2 separate regions of the Mus musculus genome follow, and region 2 is linked to region 1. The links are chromatin loops, found by intact Hi-C in ENCODE. Cell type or tissue: gastrocnemius. All regions are shown on one strand. Links, peaks and the distances in the headings refer to the core of each region. The heading gives the core; the rest is flanking DNA. Region 1 overlaps Gm31814 (a long non-coding RNA gene). Region 2 holds the start of Lpp (LIM domain containing preferred translocation partner in lipoma).

The links. Hi-C counts contacts between places; a loop is a spot of excess contacts. Peaks named below come from ENCODE experiments on the same cell type or tissue, not always from the same donor. Only the 100,000 strongest peaks of a DNase experiment are listed, where the experiment ranks them.
Region 2: a loop joins it to region 1, with 2.8 times the contacts of the local background. A loop is called at or near these places in 1 of 42 quality-filtered maps.

Annotation. Positions count from the first base shown.
Region 1 is chr16:24,237,207-24,242,583 of GRCm38, forward strand. All of the region lies in intron 1 of Gm31814 (a long non-coding RNA gene), which reads right to left. Among named protein-coding and RNA genes, the nearest start is that of Gm31814, 23 kb to the right of the region's middle. In gastrocnemius, for the core only: a CTCF peak has its summit at 2,146; a DNase peak (open chromatin) is centred at 1,153; H3K4me3 peaks cover 914 bases; H3K27ac peaks cover 3,101 bases.
Region 2 is chr16:24,388,267-24,393,643 of GRCm38, forward strand. It overlaps Lpp (LIM domain containing preferred translocation partner in lipoma), which reads left to right and starts at 5,084. Exons shown (of 13, transcript NM_178665.5): 1 at 5,084-5,338. Lppos (LIM domain containing preferred translocation partner in lipoma, opposite strand) reads right to left here. Exons shown (of 2, transcript NR_037954.1): 1 at 5,088-5,377; 2 at 4,290-4,841. In gastrocnemius, for the core only: no CTCF peak of the experiment used is centred there; DNase peaks (open chromatin) are centred at 2,521, 3,025, 4,697 and 5,152; H3K4me3 peaks cover 1,031 bases; H3K27ac peaks cover 1,570 bases.

The sequences.
Region 1 (5,377 bases), core at 86-5,085:
CCTTACTATAGGCCAAAGTCCAGGCGTGAGCTGTGTCCGGTCCAGATGAAAGTGTGCCATTCTTCCAGGACTGGCTTTCTATTTCTTGCTTTACCTTCCCAATGGTCTCTTCATGCCTTTGCTCCCAGCCTTCCAAAGTCCAAGTGCACATATTAAACTTCCTTCATTTCTCTTCCTATCTGTCTAACTAGAGGTAACTTCAGAGTAGTTAAATTCCTCCATTACTGAATGTCTGCTTTCTAATCCATGTAACAGCCAAAGAGACATGATTTTATAACACTTACCGTTTTAAACTTTGGTTAACTCACACAGGCCTTTATTATCAGATGGCTTTCTCTTCATCTAAATCAGCCATCTCCTGCAGCAGGAGGAGATCAGATAACAGAACACAGCAGACCTCAGAAAGGGCTGCCCAGTGCTGATTGCTCGGTGCCGAGCTTAAGAAGTCCCTGTATTCATCAGCTGGCTAGCAGATTAATTTTTTTTATTTTATACACATGTGATAATAATGTAACTTGAACATCTGTTGTGTTTAGATACAGTAACTACATGACCATTTTCAATGAGGCCTCTCAGGAAAAAAAGAAAAGATCTTAGCTTGCCACTGACTGTCTTGTAATACTGGCTGGCTCAATCCATGTCTGTTTGGCTTCATGGTGAGTAAAGCCACTGACTGACCTTCTTCTGTGTGCAACTCAAGAAACATAAGTTAAGTAGGACTACAAGAGTTGGCTAAGGGAGCTCAAAAATCTCCGTCAAAGTAACTGGGGCTACTTAGGAGGAATCAGGTAGCTGCTGGAGCTGGTAAGTGTACGCAAATGCTCACATATTTGGAAACACCCCTACTAAAAGGAATAGTAATAAATAGAAGGAAGCAGAGCGGGCCTCATATAGCAGAACAGCTGTGCAGAGCTCAAGGGGAGGTAGGATTTCAGTGGGCCAACACGGGCTCAGGGGCCAGTTCAGGCAGGGAACATGAGGAGCCATGGCACAGAGTGGGAAATACAAGGTGCCCAGGGAGAGCTGGGCATGCTCATTGGTGGCTTCAGCTGGTGGAGCAAGCAGGAAGCAAGGGAGATGGGCTGGAAAGGTATTGTAAGGTCAGAGCAGAAAGGCCCAGAGAGGCATGGTGAGGAGCTGGGCCAGGGAAAGTGATCTCACTGGCTAAGCTTGAGGGGGCCTGCCCCTCCTCAGACGGCCTGGGTGCAGGCCCAGAGCAGGACATGTGGCAGCAACTGGCAGGGAGGGTGCTGGCAGCTCCACCAAGCTTGTTTCTTCACCAGGAAACAAGGTTTCCTGTAACTTAGACCCATGAATCAGCATTTCCTCTGTCAATAATACACAGCAAGAGACGCACCAGCACGGAGCTTGAGGGGAATGGAAGAAAGCAAGGAATATTCCATGACATAGCTGGCCTCTGCTCCCGTTCCCTCCTGATACGCTCGCAAATAGCACTCACATTGCCTAAGATCCTTTTCTTAGCTCAGTCCCCCCGTGAAGACTAAGTTGCACACAACACCTGCCTCTCTTATCCCATTAGATGTTTCCATCATCATTGGAAGCCACTCGTCCAGTCCTTTACTGGTGTGCAACAGTGAACCACGCATGGGTGACTTGCCTTGGAGTCGACTCCATGTTGAAGTGCTATCGAATTAACCCAATAATTCCACAAGGTCCACAGGGAGCGTGCAAGCTACTTCACTAGTAGAGACACGGAGGAGAAATGCTGGCCTGTCAGCTGTTTACAAGAAGCCAGACCTGATCTGGTGCCTCAAACACAGTACAGGGGACACAGAATCTAGAGCAGTGAGGCTATCTATAAAACACTTAATACCTTTATCGCAAGTATAGTTAGTGATGGCGATTGAACTGATAAAATATTTAATGAACTTAATTTCTAGTAGTAAAATAGTACGCGTACATATTTTGTCGATCACTAGAAAGAATCATATCTGCTCTCTTACTCCATTTATCATGCCAGACTCTGTCCTAAATAGACAAATAGCCCTGCCCTCCATAAAGCTTATGTTCTGGTTTCCTACCGTGCAGACAATGAACAAGAGGAGAGTAAGCTGCAGGGTTACACGTGTGTAGATCAGCAGAGAGCAGAGAGAAGAAGAGGAGTGTGCAGCATCTTTACACGGCCTGTAGAGGGACGGTGCCTTTGAAAACGTGTTTGTTAAAGCAAGCTCCCGAAAGTCAAAGAAGACGTGTGGCCATGTGGGGCAATGGGAGTCAGCACCAGAAACACTATGCAGGTGGCCTGAGACAGTACCCATTGGAATGTCCAAAAAAAGAAAAAAATGTCAAGAAATCAAGAATGACCAGCATGGAGAGAGAACGGGGGAAGGTTAAGGAGGCAGAGCAGAGTGGGAGTCGTGAGTCAACTTAGAGAAGTGCTATCACCTACTTAAATTTAAATAATGAAAGATGAAATAAGTCAAGAACAGCAGATGGAAAACAACCACCACAAAAATATAGGAAGGACACTTAGAATTGGCAAAGAAGACAGGAAAAGGAAAGGCAAGGGTGGTATGGAAAGAAAGAAGAAATGCAGTAGCTGCCTTCCACTCTCTGACCCCCTAGTCCAGATTTGCAACTCTGTTGCGGGCTGCAAACCCTGGAACCCATTGCCCCAGCCCCTTCTTGCAGGAACGGTATAGGATAAGGCCTGCAGAGGGCTTCCTCTTGACTGAGGTCATTGCCCATGCAGGTTCATTGCCCATGTAGGCCCCAGGACTCTGCAAACATCCTTGCAGGGGCTTCAGGCCAAAAGTAAAACCAACTCACCTGACCCCCATCCCAGATTTTCCAGGAACATCTTTATCTTCGGAGGACAACCCATTGCAAGCAGCAGGCAAGAGACCCTAAGAGGAGCAGGGACTAACTATGTCAGCTCCATCTTACAAAGGCTCACTCCATAGCGCGCCTTGCTTTGAGCCTGATTCACCTTCGAGGGTGAGCAATGCATGTGTAGGGGTGGTGAGGATACAGTGTGTGAACAACATGAGAGGAACAATGTTGTCTTCTTGCTAGAAGCCAATGTTCCCTCACTCTTTGTTCCTTCTAGTTATTAAACCCTTGGGCCTCACAGGCAAGCTCATATTCCTTTCAACCTCATACTACCCATCCCAACTCCCTCCCACCTTGAAGAATTTTAGAAAGAAATCTTTGTGTGGTTTCTCCAAACTTTGACCTACTCAGGGGTGCATTTGCTTTGCCTCCTGATGTCTGCAGATCAGAGCAGGCAAAGTCCACATCAGCAATGGATGCTAGGTGAAGTCCCTCCCTCGACATCAGCAATGGATGCTAGGTGAAGAAGTCCCTCCCTCATGCTTCTTCTCATCGTGCAAGGAGTAAGGGAGGGAGCCGCTGCCCTCCAGATGGCCTGAGAGCATCCAGTCAGCCAGAAGATATGACCAGGGTAGAGAATAAGGAAGAGAGAACCAGCTCTTCAGTTTTTCTTTCTTGTCCACGCCTTCCCCACCGCTGCCTCCCCAGATGCTTGGCCACTCTGCCGCCATCAGAAAGTAAAAACTTTGAACTTAAAAAAAAAAATTTTTTTTTAATTCAAGGTAATTGAAGTTGAACAAATAGTACATGGGGGTTCCGTGTACCTTGCACCTACTTTCCTTAAATGTAAACATTTTGCAAAACTAAATTACACAATCACAATCAATTATCGATGTTCGAATAGTCCTGACAAGTGAACAGCCTTTGCTGAGGGTTCCTTCATGACTGCTTTATTAGGGCTACTTCGATTTTCTCCCACCTCTTCATTACCCTGGCAACTGTTATTCTCTTCTCAGGACATTTTTCTCAAACTAAAAATGTAATGTGTATGGAATTATACTGAGTGTAACATTTTAGAATCAGCCCCTTTCCTAATAGGGTAAATTCTAACAAGAGATCCATCAAAGAACTAGAGATTATTTCCAGCTCCTAGCTATTATAAATAAGGCTTCAATGAACATAGTGGAACATGTGTCCTTATTACATGTTGGAGTATCTTCTGGGTATATGCCCAGGAGGGGTATTAGTGGGTCCTCAGGTAGTATTGTCTAATTTTCTGAGGAACTGCTAAACTGATCTCCAGAGTGGTTGTACCAGCTTGCAATCTCACTAGCAATGGAGGAGTGTTCCTCTTTCTCCACAACCTCACCAGCATCTGCTGTCTCCTGAGTCTTTGATCTTAGCCATTCTGACTGGTATGAGATGGAATCTCTGCGTTGTTTTGATTTGCATTTTCCTGATGACTAAGGATGTCGAGCATTTCTTTAGGTGCATCTAAGCCATTCGGTATTCCTCAGTTGAGAATTTTTTAATAGGGTTACTTGGTTCTTTGGAGTCTAACTTCTTGACTTCTTTGTATATATTGGATATTAGCAATTTTTAATAGGGTTATTTGGTTCTTTGGAGTCTAACTTCTTGAATTCCTTGTATATATTGGATATTAGCCCTCTTTCGGATGTGGGATTGGTAAAGATCTTTTCCCAATCTGTTGGTTGCCATTTTGTCCTATTGACAGTGTCCTTTGCCTTACAGAAGCTTTGCAATTTTATGAGGACCTATTTGTTAATTCTCGATCTTAGAGCACAAGCCATTGGTGTTCTGTTCAGGAAATTTTCCTCTGTGCTCATGTGCTCAAGGCTCTTCCCCACTTTTTATTCTATTAATTTCAGTGTATCTGGTTTTGTGTGGAGGTACATTTACACAATGGAGTAGTACTCAGCTATTAAAAACAATGAATTTATGAAATTCTTAGGCAAATGGATGGGACTAGAAAATATCATCCTGAGTGAGGTTACCCAATCACAAAAGAACACACATGATATGCACTCACTTATAAGTGTATATTAGCCCAGAAGCTCAGAATACCCAAGATATAATTCACAAAACACATCAAACTCAAGAAGAAGGAAGACCAAAGTGTGGATACTTCAATCCTTCTTAGAAGGGGGAGCAAAATACCCGTGGAAGGAGTTACAGAGACAAAGTGTGGAGCAAAGACTTAAGGAAAGGCCATCCAGAGACTACCCCACCTGGGGATCCATCCCATATACAATCACCAAACCCAGACACTTTTGTGATTGCCAGTAAGTGCTTACTTACAGAAGCCTGTTATAGCTGTCTTCAGAAAGGCTCTACCAGTGCCTGACAAATACAGAGGTGGATCCTTGCAGCCTACCATTGGACTGAGCACAGGGTCCCCAAAGAAGGAGCTAGAGAAAGGATCCAAGGAGCTAAAGGGATTAGCAACCCATAGGAGGAATAACAATATGAACTAACAAGTATCTCCAGAGCTCCCAGAGACTAAATCGCCAAAAAAAAAAAAAAAAAGAGTACACATGGTGGGACTCATGGCTCCATTTGCATA
Region 2 (5,377 bases), core at 187-5,186, 150 kb after region 1:
TCTTTCTGCATGCTGCCATGCTTCATGTTATGATGTTTAGTTAATAGTCTAAACCTCTGAAACTGTAAGTCAGCCCCAACTAAATGTTTGCTTTGGTAAGATTTGCCTTGATCATGGTATCTCTTCATAGCAACAGGAATTCTAACTATGACAGATATCATTCTCTACTTTTTCTGTCTGTTGTATGAAAATAAAAGTGTGATCCACATCTGTGTTCCCCAATGGGCACTAGGCATCTCCGGGCTCATCCATCACTATCACAGGGACTTACAGTAGCTCCAGCCCCTTTGTTGGGTGGTCTTAGCCAAGCTGTCTCAACAGATCCCTGAATCTTATAGATCTTTGTGTGTAGCAGGTGGGGTGCTGGTTGTATCTACTTTCATCAATTTTTCTTTCTTCTCAAACAAATAGTTAGGGGTGTCCTTCCCTGTTTGCATTCCCATTATTGACATACACCATGACCAAAAGGAACTTGAGGAGGAAAGGGTTTATTTCATCTTACGGGATGACTATAACTAGACCATCACTGGTACAAACCAAAGCAGGAGCTCAAGGCATGAGCTTGAGGCAGAAACCACAAAGGAACACTAATTACTGGCTTATGTTAGGTACTTTTCTTATGTGGCCCAAACCTACTTGCCTAAGGAGAGTACCACCCACAGTAGGCTAGGCTCTCCTATATCCATTAGCAATCAAGAAAATGCCCCACAGAGATGCCTACATCACAGCCTAAAGTCTTTCAGGTTCAGTCTGAGGAAGAAACTGAGAAAAAAAAAAAAAAAACCAGGCCAAAAAAAAAAAAAAAAGTAAAGGACAGATGGATACACACAGACACACAGACAGACACACACACACACAGGGTTGGGAGGAGAGGGATGCTGAAGAGAAGCAATAGATTGACAGGGAAATGTGTGACATTTAAAAAGTTGGAGTTGAGGTGGTGGAGGCACAGCCTACAAGTTGAAGAAAAACCTAGCAGGACTTGTCCAGGGAATACGAAACAGGCACCTGAAACACGCATTCAAGTGCAATGATATCAAGAAACCTTTACAAATAAATGTGTCATGCCATGCCTTGTGAACATGAACCTGGTCATTGATGAGAAGGCAGAATCAAGGTTGGGAGCTGGAAAGAACTTCGTAGACTATGCAATTTAAACATTTAACCTCATGAGAGAAAGGAATTGAGGCTGCAGAGGGCAGAGGAAGTGACTCCTGGGAAGATTGCTCAGTGCTTTTTAAGGAAATCAGGGCCTGTGAAGGTTCTTCCCCTGGGTCCTACCAAGAGCTAGTCTTGGTGTAACTTCCAAATGTTTGGTCTCCAGATTGTTTCTCTAACATCTCATTGTCCCGCTTGCGTTCCGATCTCATTTCTTTTAAAAAAAATATTTATTTTTTTATTATATGTAAAGTACACACCAGAAGAAGGCATCAGATCTCATTATGGATGGTTGTGAGACACCATGTGGTTGCTGGGATTTGAACTCAGGACCTCTGGAAGAGCAGTCACTGCTCTTAACCGCTGAGCCATCTCTCCAGCCCTCCCCCCCCCATCTCATTTCCTGATGTAGTTCTCTGGTTATTTAAGTACTCAGGCTCTTTCTACCTTCTCTATATTCCTTTGCCTTTGAATATGAGCATCTCTCTCTCTCTCTCTCTCTCTCTGTCTCTCTCTCTCTCACACACACACTTACACACACATTCATAAGCACACAGGGTTGGGAGGAGAGGAAGAAAGCAAAGACTATTTCCAAGCACAGAATACTTATAAAGACCAAAGCAGGAATTAGGGACTCTGGGATACATTAAAATCTGAGTAAAGCCAGGTGTGGTGGCACACACCTTTAATCCCAGCACTTGGGAGGCAGAGGCAGGCAGATTTCTGAGTTCAAGGCCAGCCTGGTCTACAAAGTAAGTTCCAGGACAGCCAGGGCTACACAGAGAAACCCTGTCTCATAAACAAAACAAAACAAAACAAAACAAAACAACAAAACAAAACTCTGAGTAAAGTAGGAAAAAAAGACAAATTAGACCACAGCTTAGCCCAGTGTCTTATGGTCTGAGGTCCTAAACACAGAGAGAGCAAGGAGTGGTCTGGGGGTGGCACAGGGGACAGAGGGGGTCCTCAGGGAAGATGGTGTTACACAGGAGCCTGCAGGGTTGCCAAGTGGATGGAAAAGGAATACTGTCCCTGATCACAGAACCTGTGAAATGAAAACAGAGGAGAAGGTATGCTTCAGAGCCTGCTATTACTTCAACTTGCTACAGCTGGAGGTCTCTTTAAGGCTGCAGAGATGCAGTTGAAGGCACAAGTGAGTGCCAAATCACCAAGGCTTGTGCAGAGCATACTGAGAATCTGGCTCAGGAGAAGCACCATCAGACCGCTATGGCCTCTCATTGTCTTGCCTGGCGATCATGCCCGTACTATTTCCCCTATAGCCACTTAGGCACTCCTTCTCTCCTCTAGCTGCAGATTATGACTCTTACAATGGAATGCTCACACTGAGAGCAGATGGCCACTCAGCAGTGGGAAGTGAGGTGCCAGGCTTCCTGTGCTCACTATGGAAGCTCAGTGTACTGAAACACTAGTGTTAAGAACAAGCTGCTTAGCCCCTCTGGCTTTAGTTTCCCCACGCACAGCTACAGAAATCATGCCAGTCCCTCAGAGGGACTTGTGGGTTAAGTGAATTGCATAGGAAAAGTCCTTAGACCATTGCCTGGCACGGACTCCAGAAACAGGGCTGTCATGAGCTTCGGTGAGGCCTTCGGGTACAGGTCTGTGATAAATGTTATGGAGTTTCAGGATCCATCAGCCTGATTGTGGCAGACTTGCTGTTGGCCTTCACACCAACCTGGAGACTTTCTGAGGCCACAGGGCTGCACCCTTCACTCATCTGAAATTCTGTACCATCTTTGTCTCTGCAATAGTAAACCAGTATTTAGACTGTACCGTGCTTACAAAGTGAGCCGAGTTTCCAAGTCCAAACCTCTGCACACTGTGAAAGGACAGAAGAAAGCAGTACAACAAAGCAGGATGTGGCTTTTGCTTTGTGCTAGGACTCCTGATGGCTAAGCACATGGGTCCCCAGACATCCAGTCTATGACTTTGTCACTTACACTGCAGGTGAGGGCCCCATGTGCTGCAATGATCTCTTGTGATTATAACTTTCTATAATGCTCATGAGAACACCATGCCTACCTGAGTGATGCATCAGTACTTCAGGAGAAGCGATACAGTGATCTCCCCCAACACAGAGAACAGTTTCAACATAATTAGTAGCATTTCTGGATCAACACAGCACTCTTACAATGTGTATGATTGAGGAAATGAATGACTCTAATTATACCTTATTAAATTTTATTAATCCTCATTAGAACTCTATTATTCTTTATAAGTGGGTTACTGAGAAGGGAGTAAAGGAAGCAAGGGATGCTGGTCAAGTTCTGTTATACCTAAACGAGCAATGGATGACTTCCATTGCAGTAGCACAGAGGGCACGCATTGGCTGAAATGCTTAGGGTAGAGTGAATACACTGATCTCTTAAAAAGCCGGACCCCTGGGAGCCTGTTTCCCGTGGAACGCACAGGTACCCGTGTTCTCTCCTGCTGTAATCCTACTTTTGAGTGTGTGTAGCTGGAAAACTTGGGAGGGCAAAGGGGTTAAGCAGTTTGGCCCCAGAAGTGTTTGAATTTTGAAGACTGCCGGAGAAATGTTCAATACATGTTAAGTACAGGAGTACGTACTTTGACACTTAGTCCGAAAGGTTCATCAAAATATAACCGGAGAAGAGGCACGTTGGAGCGTCCCCACCCCTGAAGTCCCTGGTGTACTTTTTCTGTCTGCATGACTGAGTTAGGCTGTAGAAGGTGAGGGCCCACGGTGGTGGAAGGTGGCTTGAGAGTGGGAAGGTCAGGGGCATGCTCAGACAGCTGTGTTGTGCAGGTCATGTTATGGTATTTTCCTTAGATCCTACCCAACCCAATCAAAGACCAGAATGGGTGGTTGTGTTATTAGCATGGGTTGAAGTTGTTTGGGAGACTGGGGTAAAGCAAAGGATACAGGATAGAAACACCCACACCCCCACCCACACACCCACACCCAAATCTGTGTTTTTGGTTAGTTTGTGACAGTGTCTATGTAAACCTCTCTTGTGCCGGGATGAAAAGCGTTCACTACTGAGGGCCAGAGGGCTTCCAGTGTCTCCTAGCCGGAATCTTAACCTAGTAAAAGGGGTTCTCATCGTTGCTCACTTTTACAAATATCAAACACAAAATATCCAAACCCAACCTTCCAAGAACAGGCTTGTCTTTATTCAAACCAGTTCACCCAGTTCGTGTATTTTCTTTTTTTAAGCTGTAAGAACAGAGCAAGCTTTCTGGTTGGTTTTCCGGCAGGGCAGGGTTGGGAAGCAAAAGTTAAACTCCAAAGGTTCTTGTCTTTGAACAAAGGACAGGAAGTTGCCCTGAAGCACTCGATTGCCATTGTTTCTCAAGGCTTGTCAACCACAACCTTCCAGGAACTGGGGTTAGTCACTTCAGTGGGTCAAGTCATCTGCCTAGCTCTAACTTGGGTCTAAGCTCACAGTTAGAGGCCGGGTCGTGCCTGGAGGCGGAAACCCAGCTAAGAGTAGAATACTGGCTCCTCTCCACGGGGCAGGACTGGGTCAGGTCCCAGCTTCGGAGCTCTCCTGTGCGAAGGGAACTGAAGTTGCTCTCTACCATCCCGGACTTCTGAGTCCTGCTGGAGTCCTGGGCGGGGCTCCGACGAGGCTCTTAGGGTGGGGGGTGGGGTGTTCCATGGCAGGATCTCTTTGCTCAAGCTCAGCTTTCCAATCTGTCGTCTGCAGAACAGACCCGAGTTGTGCCGGTTTCTCGACTTCCTCCTGCATCTCCTTCCTCTTCCTCCAGTGGAGGCAGATCCCTCTTTTCCTTCCTCTTCCCATGCTCCCTGTACCCCCTCCTCCCCCCGCGTCCCCTCCTCCAGGAAGTGCATTGCCCAGGGTCACCCACCTCGAGCCGCCGCTGCCCCCCGCGCCCCCTCCCCGTCCGGCTAGTGCGGCGGCCCGCGGGCACACGCCTCCCCATACCTTACATGGACAAATGCGTGCAGGCAAAGTCAGGAATTCAGGCCCCTGACGTCAGCCTCCAGCGCTCAGGGCACCGCACGGGAGACCGCGGGGAGGGGGTGGGGAGGAAGGAGGGGGAGAGCACCAACCAGCAGCCACTCCCGGCCTGCTGCTGAAGTTTCACTTTTTGTCTGTGGGTTCGCTCCCGGGGCCCGCTCGAGCTTTCCCGGGATAAGTAGCGTTAGCGGCGGGGGAGAGCCGGCCGCTGCAAGGTAAGGGCCGGCAGCGGGGCCGGGCACCGGGGAGGACGC